Linked DNA regions of Homo sapiens: region 2 is linked to region 1. The links are chromatin contacts, found by Hi-C or POLR2A ChIA-PET in ENCODE. All regions are on one chromosome and are shown on one strand. Each heading gives the region's core, a stretch centred on a gene start or an enhancer-like site at or near the end of the contact. The rest is flanking DNA. Distances are from core to core; before and after follow the strand shown.

Region 1 (5,262 bases), core at 2,052-4,551:
GCAAACTCAGCGTGTCTCACGGAGGGTGTGATCAGAACGCTGGAAGACCTTGGAGTCCTATCGTGTGTGATGGTGAAAAAACCAGCATGGCTTAGCCCCAGAGACAAGTTCATCCCTCACTGCCAGTTTCTGGCAGGTCGACACGGTGTAGAGGAGCTATGACAAAGCGAGTGGGTCCCTGGGGGACTTCTGCTGAGTCACCTCTGAGTCTCAGTGCCCAGCCCGGTGCCCAGCACATGATGGGGAAGTAGAATCTAATCGAACAGTGACCACTAGGAACCACAGGTGCACTTCTTCTCTCCTTTGTTCCTCCCTCTTCCCTCTCCTCCTCCTGTTTATTTTTGTGTTAGTTCTCTCTGGCTGATGTTCAAATAGCTCTAATTATTGAGTTGTCATTTTGCATTTAATTGTTTGCCCATGAGTTGATTCACTTATTTAACACAATTTATTCCAATGCACACACTTATTGTGCAAAATGAGAGCATTTAGCTGTGACATTGACAGGGGATCAGAGACCAGGAACAGAGTTCAAGAACGCTCTTCCTGAGCAAGTCAGCTGAACACTACTCCCGCCCCAAAGCCTCCTTAGTCAGGTAACACTGCCCCCACCCCAAAGCTTCCCTATCCGTGAAACTGGGAAGAAGACAACTCTGTCCTCAGTATTGTGGAGCAGATCACATATGTGTGAACACTCTGTATTAACTGAGAAGATATGAGGTCTTTTTCGCAGAACAGATGCTTCCCAGAGAAAACCAGACAGTTGCCATCCAGAAAGAGGGGTGATGACGGTCAGCGAATTTATAAGGTAGAGTCTTCAGACCAGGGAAAAATCACTTTCAGGGATTCTGGAAGCTCCTGGGGAGCACTCATGGGGTCATCAATTCTTGCTGAGGAAGTTAAATCAATCAGCAGTAGTTCCCAGTTCTCTGCAAATGCTATAATGTCCTTGGGGGATATTAAAGCTACTTTTTCTCTAAAAGAATGAGGAATGGGGAAAGGAGTTCATAAAAGCTTGTTCCATTCAATGCTGAGCTATTTGGTGTTTGAAAAAAATCTTTGTTTGCTGCCCTAACCAGATGAGTGGCTTAAATAATATAAATGTATTTTCTTACAGTTCTGGAGGCTGGAAGTCTGAGATTGGGCTGCCAGCACAGCTGGGTTCTGAAAAGGGTCCTCTTCCTGACTCCTGGATAGCTGTCTTCTTGCTGTGTGCTCACACAGCCACATCAGAGAGCTCTGACTTCGCTTCTTTTTTTTTTTTTTTTTTTTTTTTTTTTTGAGACAGAGTTTCGTTCTGTTGCCCAGGCTGTAGTGCAGTGGCGCGATCTTGGCTCACTGGGTTCAAGTGATTCTCCTGCCTCAGCCTCCCAAGTAGCTGGGATTATAGGTGTGTGCCACCATGCCTGGCAAATTTTTTTTTTGTGTGTGTGTTTTTAGTAGAGACAGGGTTTCACCATGTTGGCCAGGCTGGTCTTGAACTCCTGACCTCAAGTGATCTGCCTGCCTTGGCCTCCCAAAGTGCTGAGACTACAGGCATGAGCCACCGTGCCCGGCCTGACTTTGCTTCTTATAAGGACAACAGTTCTACCCCATGAGGGTTCCACCCCTTATGACCTTACTTGACCTTCATCTCTTCTTAAAGGCCATATTTCCAATACAGCCACATGGTGGGGGAGGGGGGCTAGGACTTCAGCGTATGATTTTTGGGGGCACACGATTTAGTCCACAACAAATTTCAAGTGTGGAGTCTGCAGAGGTGGAAGGGGCTAGGGTTTAGGAGTCAGACCGACCCAGGTTCTAACCCTTCCCTGCTGCCCATAGCTGAGAGACTTGGAGCAAGTTTTTAACCTCTCTGAGCCTGTTTCCTCTTCTGTAATGGTGATAACAAGGTCATGCCTCCCAGGCTCTGTGTAAGAATTACACCAGGTAACGACTATGAAGCACCAGGAACTCCACCTAACATGTTGCAGCACTCAAGATGAGTTAATGCCTTCCTTTCCCGGCCTCTCCTGAGATGCCACCTCTTGGCATTTTGCCTTTTACAGGCTGGGGAGGTGAAGCTGCCTTTAGGATCTGCTTCTGCTCCTTCATTCTGGAATTCTGTCATATGGAGACTATAGGATAGTTCCTAGTAGGGCACCTGGGCTCCATCCTTGGCCCCAGTGAGGATAATAATCCCTAACTTTCACAGTTATGAAGATTAACGAAGATACCACATGGGGAAATCCTCAGTTCACTTGTTGGCATGCAGTAGATAATCAACATTCTTGCCCTGTGGCCCCGATGAGCCCTGAGTTGGGAGGATGTCAGTAGGCAAAGATTTATAGAGCATCTGCCACATGCTGGATGCCAGGGGTATAAGAGAGGAAGAGATAAGCACAGTCTCTGCTCCTGTGGAACCAAGAGTGCTCGGGAAGAAGGGAGACATTAAACAGATTGTTATGAAGAATGATAAGAGCAGGGCTGTGTTTTGGAAAACCTGTGTGCAGAATCAGAAAATGTTGTCTACAGGGGCTGTCAGCCACCATTGTGTTCACCAGAGCGGGGAGGGGTTTTTCCCAGGCTCACACAGCGAGGCAGTGGCAGAGGGGTTGACCATACCCTTCAATATGCCCTTGATCCAGCAAAAGGGTCGCTTGAGGAAATAGAAAACTGACAAAATAGGGCAACTGGGTGTGTGGCTGGGCAGAGGGGTACCTATTGTGGGGGCTCAGGAATACTAGCTCTGGCCTACTGTTCCCTCAGCCATCCCTGCAAGGCTGTGGCACAGGCCAGGCCCAGCTAAGGGCCTGCCTCTGGCACTGGGCCTGCTGTGTGCCTGGAAAGCTCTGAAAGGAGCGAGCTGGGGACTCAGCATTCCCATCTACCACCTCCAATCAGCCACAGAGAGACGATGCTGCTCCCCCTGGCCCTGGCTCAGGGCTTTAATGCTCGATCTCATTTAGTTTATCCCCCAAACCAAAGCCCGTGAGGGATCCTTGATCCCTGTCTCTGGGCTGGAATGTGCCCAGCAGCACAAAGCTGGCAGATGCCTGAGCCAAGGTCCAAACCACTCCTGTGGGTTTCCAGGCCCTGGTTCAGCCCACCCCATGCCACGGCCTAGGGGCCTGCGGGACACAGGAAGCTCGGGGCTCAGGCCCACCTGACTGGGGCCTCTGAGGCTCTTGTTGCTGCATAGAAGCCATCCCCCAGAGGGGCCATCCTCGGGCTCGCCAGCTCATTCCTTCTGGGAGAGGTGCCCTGAGAGAGGGGTGCTGAATTCCTGCCCTAAGTGCCTGGCGCCTCATCACATGCCAGCTCAGCTTCCAGCTATGCATCTCCTCTAGACCATCTCCTGTTTTGGTGTCCTCCGGGCAGCCACTCAGGTCTCCGTGAATCACAGAGCCACTTCTTAACCCCTGGTCCTGCTCGCAGTGGGAAACAGAATTCCACTTGTCACAAACACGCTCACAGGAATTGAGGAGCCTCTTCTGTGGATACTATCTAGGCACAGTGATCGAACGTGCTTTGGACCGGGGCTTGGGAGATGCAACTTCTGGCCTTAGCTTTGCCAGAGACTTGCTGGGAGACAAGGGCATGCATTTGCCCTTCTCAGGGGTGTTAAGAGCTCTGTAGTCTGCAGAATGCACGGGTGGGCTGGGTGATATGAGACAGCCAGATTGGGTGTAAGTGTCATCCAGATTTGGAAGAAGGCAGGTTTGGGGTGGAATCTTATTTATGCCACTTACAAGTTGCGTGACTTGAGATGATCACTCGACCTCTTTAAGGCTCGATTTCCTCATCTATCAATCAAAGATGATAATCCCTATGCCATGGAGGATTTCATACGAAAATGCATGTAACAGTGAATGTTCAGTTAAAGATCACCGCTCTTTCACTCTCCTGCTGCTGGTGAGTTAAATGGTGTTCCTCCAAAAGATATGTTGAAATCCTAACCCCCTGTACCTGTGAATGTGACCTTATTTGGAAATAGAATCTTTGCAGGTAGAACAAAATTGAGATGGGGTCATACTGAATTCGGTGGGCCCTAATTCAATGATCGGTGTCCTCTTAAGAACAGAGAGATTTTGAGACACACAGGCAGATCCCCATGTGAAGACAGAGGTGGAGACTGGAGTGAGGAGTGGTTGCAGCTACAAGCTAAGAAACACTAAGCATTGATGGCCAGCAGTGGAAACTAGGAAAAGGCAAGAAGGGCTCTATTCTGAGTGTTGGGGGACATGGACCTGCGAACAGCTTCATTTCAGACGTCTGGGCCCCAGGACTGTGAGAGAATACATTGCTGTTGTTTTAAACCACTCAGTTTGTGGTGATTTGTTGTGGCAGCCTTAGGCAACTAATACACTGTCCTTAGTCTCATTCCAAATAGGAAATTTTAGAATTTTATCCATTTAATTGCTCAGTTGTAAAAGAAATATGGAGTTGTGGGGGAGATACTCAATGAATATGTGTTGGCTCATAAATGAGGTAAGGTGGGGGTAGCACAAGAGAAATGTGATAGAAAAAATGTGGAAGTCCTGTTTCTGCATTCCTCAAGAGAGAATTTTAGAGGTCAGAACTGAAAGGTCTCTACCCCTGCCTTCCTCTCTCTGGCCCATTTTAATGACAAGGAATATATTGGCTTAGGCAATGGATGGACAGTGACTGATGCTATCAACGTCTGCGCTAATCCAACATATAACACCCTAGAAGACATCCACTTTAAACCCTTGAAACCTGTCAATGTCACCTTATATGGCAAAAGATGTGGTGAAGGATATTGAGAGGAACCAAGGTGGAGGCAGCCTGTTTCTCTGGGTTTCTCTGCTTACCAGGCAGCAAATGCTTTCAACCATTTCTATCTTTGTGTCTAGAGTGTGTCTTCTGCAGGCAGCATGTAGTTGGATCCTGTTTTTAAAATCCAGTTTGACAATTTCTACATTTTGATTGGATTGTTTAATCCATTAACACATAATATTACTATTGATATAGTTAGTTTTACATCTATTATTTTACTTAAAAAAATTTTTTTTTACAAATTTTCCTAGGAGCTGGAATTACTTTTTGTTGTCTATATGTCTTATGTCTTTTTCTATCTTCTATCCCTCCTTTACTTCTTTCTTTTACATTAAGCGAATATGTTCCAATGCAACATTTTAATTACTTTAATAATATTCCCTCTAATTTTTGGAGGGTTTTTCTCCGGGGCTATTCTAGGGCTCACCATATACATCTTCATGTATCAGAATCTGCTTTAGACTTACACTGACTTAATTCCAGTGA
Region 2 (5,342 bases), core at 2,558-5,057, 63 kb after region 1:
ACTAGCCTCATGAAATGAGACAGACAACTTTATCTCTTAGTCCATACTTTGGAACAGAACATGGTAATTACTCCCAATCCTTTGAGGCTCAAATTCTTAACCCAGCCCACAGGGCCCACAAGGCATGTGTCCACCACCTACCTCCCAGCCTCCCTGTCTATTGCTCTCTCTTCTTCTTACTCTACCCTCTCATATCTTGGTTTTCTTTCATTCTCTGGCTCCCCCTGCCACAGGGCTTTTGCACATGCTGCTCCCTTGATGGAAACATTCTCTCCGCTGTTTAACTTGTTTACGTCCTTCAGATTTGGGTGGAATCCTTGTCTCTTTCCCTGATCTCAAATGTGTCTAAGCTACACTCTAACTGCACCCTGTGCCTCTCTTCTGATGCTCATCACACTTGCAATTTTACCTTTTTTTTTAATTTATAGAATTCATATCTGTCTCTTACACTAGACTGGCAGCTCTTTGAGGACAGGGATTGAGATTCTGCATGCTATTGAACCTCCACCTCCCACCCAAGCATGCTACACACTGTCTGGCACATAGTAGGTGCTCAATAAATACGTGATGAATGAATGAAGGCATTTGCCCCTCGCTATGAAGGACCCATTTTAGCTTGCTTATATCAATAACACTTCCCAGCAGCCCTAATCTCTACCAGGCACATTTTATTAATAAAATGTTTACTTCTTCTCTAGTTACCATTACTGCTTTACGTCACATGCTTAAACTTCGGTTTCTCAGAATATCAGCTCTAGTCGGTATCTCCTGGATTCCCCTATGTGAAAATCCCCTAGGCCCCACTAGATCCCCCTGCCTTTTCTCCCCGCTCACTGCCCACTTCCTGGCCCCCACCTCTCATTGCTACATTGACAAGCTTTAAAACACAAACACTCTGTTCTGCGACTATAGTTATTTCTGTGCTTTGACAACCAGCTGATTCTAAACAAATTTAAACCAATAATCAGTGTTTTTAATATAATGATTATGCAACTATTCTTCACTGCAGATGCAGAGGATAGAACGGATGGAATCCCGTTCTCTACATCCGCAGATGTAAATGTCAATTCCATCCATTTCATTCTCTACATCTGATGCCACAGGATGAAGAAGACAGCGTGTAATTTTTACAAATTTCGTATTTTGATATGCCTTCTTCTTATCACTAGGATTATGCAGCTTTTTCATTCTAGTGTTTGTTAAAGACAAATGTCCTTTTCCTCTTGGAGACATTCTTTTCAGGACCTTCTAATTTCCCGATTGGATTTGTACCATTTGCTCTTGGGGTTGGTGGCACAGTTGCCATCCATGATTTCTTTTTCACGTAGCTTCCTGGGTTTGGTGGATAGTTTCTTAGTTTCTTAGCTACTGCATCATTTTCCTTCTTGGATTCCTTTTTGGATTTGCTGGGAATATACCCTTGGGTGCATCTTTCAGGATAGATCTATGGATGATAGACTTTCTGAGTCTGTATGTTTGAATATGCCTTTATTTTGCTTTCACACAGGACTGACAGTTTGGCTGCATGATGCTTTCTGGCTAATTTATCTGAAGTCAATCTGCTTTCTGTTCCTTTTCAGGTCATTCGGTTTTCCATCCTGGAGGCTTTTAGAATTCTCTGTATCTTTGGAATTCTGAAACTCTTTCACAACCTGAAATTTCACCTAGAAAGTAAACTTTTTCCACTGAACACTTGGCAGGGACTTTTACTTTGAAGACTCAAATCTTTCTTTAGCCCAGAGAAATTTACTTCTACTGTTGCTTTCTTTCTCTCCTGCATTTCTTCTGTTTTCTTACCCAAGCACTCTTATTGACTTAGTGTGCGTGTGTATGTTTTATTTTGTGTTTTTGTTTTGTTTTGTTTTTTTGCCTTTTTGCTCTATGTTTGAAGATTTTGTTGGCTTTATCTATCTTTATCTATAGATATAGATTATCTATATCTATATTGTTGGTTTGGTGTTCAACTGTGTTCATCTTATCATTCATCTAATTGACCCTTTTTGGAACTGTGGTTCTTAATTTCCAAGACATCTTTGTTTTCCTGTTGTTGCTGTTTGGTATCAGCTTATTGTTCCTTCAAACTTGGTTCTCTTATGCAGAACTCCAGGAAGCAGGAGACAATAGTGGTTTTGTGAAGCCTGAACCTGGAAGACTAAAGTGGGTAGGGGTGAGATCTTTGTAGTGTCTGTGCGAGACAGAGTCTCGCACAGAAAGGCAGAGCTTTGGGCGCAGAAAGCCCACAGTTCAAATTCTTCCTTGGGACTGACCAACACGCAGTATGATCTTAACTCAGCTGTAGGCTCAGCTTCCCCATCTGTAAAATGGGAAAAATAATTCCTGGTGTGTAGGCTTGTGGTGAGGATGAACGGGGATGGTGTGGGCAAAGCTCCCATGGGCCCTGGATGTGTACACTGATTGTGAATGAGTCTTCATCAGTTAACCTAGCACACGGCCCCTTTCATCAGAGTGGCAAATTGCCTTTTGTTATTCTTCACCCCGTGAGCTGTCTTGTTTTTTGACTATATATATGTGTATGTATGTATTTTAGGCATTTCTGGGCAGCTTCTCATGCATATTCAAATTCAAGCAGTTAGGGTTCTGGGAATGATTCATATGTTTGTTGCACAATGTAATCGATCTTAATATAGCCGTGTCACCAAAGAATGTAATTGCACGCGGGTCTCACCTCCCCCACCATCTGTTTGGGCCAAGGGAGATCAATAATCCCCATAAACTTCTGCCCCCCAGGCCTAATAGAGACTTGGTTGGCAGGGTTGAGGGATCCCTTTTTATCCCCTGGCTTTTAGTTTTTCATCATCCTTTCTACAGATGACCTGCAGTCAAGAGGGGAAAGTTGGGGATGCTGTGCATGTCCCTAAGCTCTGGTGACAATTCCTTGTACAGGGCCCATGATTTAGACCAGGTGTGATTGGCCCAGCAAGGCCCATTCCCGCTGCACCAGACAGAGCTGAGCAGCTGCCACCTGGGGGTGGCGTGGCCCCAGAATGGGGACACAGGATTCTGCAGGGAAGTAGAGCCGGCTTCAAGCTGTCGCCTGGTTTAAGTCCTTCCTACACCTCTTCAACTGTGAGGCACATAGTAGGTGCTCAATAAATACGTGATGAATGAATGAAGGCATTTGCCCCTCGCTATGAAGAACCCATTTTAGCTTGCTTATGTCAATAACACTTCCCAGCAGCCCTGATCTCTACCAGGCACATTTTATTAACAAAACGTTTACTTCTGATTCCTCTAATTCATCTAATTTCTCCTGGGGTCCTGTGGGGGCCAGCGCTCCCTCCCATCATGACTTGGGAGGCCAAGTGCGTGTTGTGTGTAGCTCTGAGCGGAGAGCTGGTGGGGTAGAGCCTCACACAGGGTCCTCCTGGGAATGACATCTGGGGCTGGGTGGTCGCTCAGCAGCGGCTATGGGGCCGGACCAAGGCCAGGTCCACGTTTGACGCAGTGCAGTTGCGGAGGGATGCTTCCCTTGATCAGCACTCCTTGGGGCAGGCATGTTACGGGTTCCCAGGGAGGAACAAGTGGGCCAGAAACCCTATGGGGGCTGCTAGATGCCACCTGCTGCTCCTGGCAGATGAAGTGTGGAGCTCACGCAGCAGTCTGACTCGCAGTCTGAGACCTGTGGTTTCCCTGGCAGGCCCTGGGGTCCCAGGACACGCATGGACAGGCTCCAGGCATGAACAGAGGCCCAGATCACAGCAGGCATCTCCAGGTCTGTGCCTTCTGTGCATGTGGCTCTTGGTCAACCCTGGCACCTGCTCAAGGCTGGCCAGGTCATCCCTTCCAGAGGGTGACTCAAGAGTCCCTGGAAGCCTTCCCTCAAAGTAGCCCTGGCCAAGATTCCACCATTCACGGGGTCAACCGCGATCATCCCTTTCTCATCTTTGAAACGTGAACTACTCATATTTCTTGAGCATTTTATAACAGACAAAGCCTTGAACGCACACCCCTTCACAGCGCTGCTGCTCTGTAGGGCTCTACAGACCGGTGGCTGGGACCTGCAGAGACCTGGCCCTCGCTCCCCTCCTTCCAGGCTCTCAGCTTGGCAAGCACTCTGCGAAGGATGGGCCGGCCTCTGGTCTCCACAGGTGAGGAGAGTGGGGCCTCGAGGTGAAGTGGGATCCCCAAACAGGCAAGAAGGCCAGGAAGAGGAGACAGGCTGGGAAAGCTACACACCTGCCCAGGGCCCACCACCAGAAAACCCCAAAGTGGAGGACGGAGCCCCCTCTGAGAATACGGCCAGAGCCTTCTCTGGGCACCGGCTGCTGCCTGAGCTGGCTTTGTGGAGCGAGGCCTCCAGTCCCAGAGACAAATGTCTGCTGCATTACTGTTCTGCTTGAGGCCGGGCTCATACCCTGTTCCAGGAGGACGCACACACTTCCGCTCCCCCTGCAGGGTCCCCCTGTCCTGACCTGCCATTGTTTTGTGTGTGTTTCCTTTCCACGTGGAGTCTGAAGGGGAGGATGTATCTGTCTGGGTGCGCATGCTGGGATCTGGGAACCACTTGCTCTCAGAGGCTCCTCCAGATGTCCTTTCTCAATGACACTGTCACAGCAGGGGCAGAGCCCTCTGGGAAAGCCACCTGGGAGGCTTCTTGGCAGCATGCAGTTCTTGTCACAGGGCTGCCTGGGGACCCCAGGCTGGACACTGTCCGTGGGCCAGCAGGCCTTGGCGGTCAGCAGCCTGCATGGCCAAACAGCACCCCAGGCAGCCAGGGGGTCAGGGCGCTGAGGGGTGAGCTCTGGAGCAATGTGTGCCTGTGTGTGTGCCTGTGTGTGTTTGTGCCCTTGTGTGTGTGCGTGTACATGTATATGTGTGTGTGTGTGCATGGAGGGAGAGGAGAGCAACTCCTCCTTTCTCGCAGGAGACATTTCCCAGCCTGGACTGGAGGGGTCGGGACTCACGAGTCTTCCCAGGCTTTCCTCAGGGCTGCCCTCCTGTCCCACCACCCCATGAATGAAAGGGGTCCTTTCATTCCTTCAGCACCCCTTTCTGCCCCATGAGACCCATAAATAGCTCTTCCATACCCACGCCTTCTTCTGTAAATGATACAAATCCCACTCCACAAACTCAGTAGACCACACTTTTCGGTCTCGTTGTGCCAAATAAACGTCCCTCGGATTCTGAGCTACCAGGACGTCACTGGGGGTGGTCTTTGCTAGGGCTCTAGGGCTCCTTCTCCCTCCCCAGGGATGGGCAAAGGTCCTGACGGGGCCTTTTTATAAAAGTGAGGTAAAATTCACATGACAAAATGAACCGCTAGTCATTTTAAAAGTACGATCCAGTGGCATTCAGCACATTCACAGTGTTTTGCCGCCATC

The links. Hi-C counts contacts between places; a loop is a spot of excess contacts on that map. ChIA-PET counts read pairs that join two places held with the same protein, here RNA polymerase II (POLR2A).
Region 2: a loop to region 1 is called in a map of astrocyte of the cerebellum, with 2.7 times the contacts of the local background. The contact joins two enhancer-like sites. A Hi-C loop is called at or near these places in 2 of 168 maps with a recorded cell type or tissue (astrocyte of the cerebellum and gastrocnemius medialis). POLR2A ChIA-PET finds 5 or more read pairs at or near these places in 2 of 52 experiments (A673 and AG04449).

What each region holds. Positions count from the first base shown.
Region 1 is chr2:10,865,856-10,871,117 of GRCh38, forward strand. No RefSeq gene overlaps it. Among named protein-coding and RNA genes, the nearest start is that of LINC01954, 9.8 kb to the right of the region's middle. Within about 2 kb of position 3,302, at least 5 of the 41 ENCODE cell types and tissues checked have a DNase peak (open chromatin) inside an H3K27ac peak, as active enhancers do.
Region 2 is chr2:10,928,329-10,933,670 of GRCh38, forward strand. No RefSeq gene overlaps it. Among named protein-coding and RNA genes, the nearest start is that of KCNF1, 19 kb to the left of the region's middle. Within about 2 kb of position 3,808, at least 4 of the 41 ENCODE cell types and tissues checked have a DNase peak (open chromatin) inside an H3K27ac peak, as active enhancers do.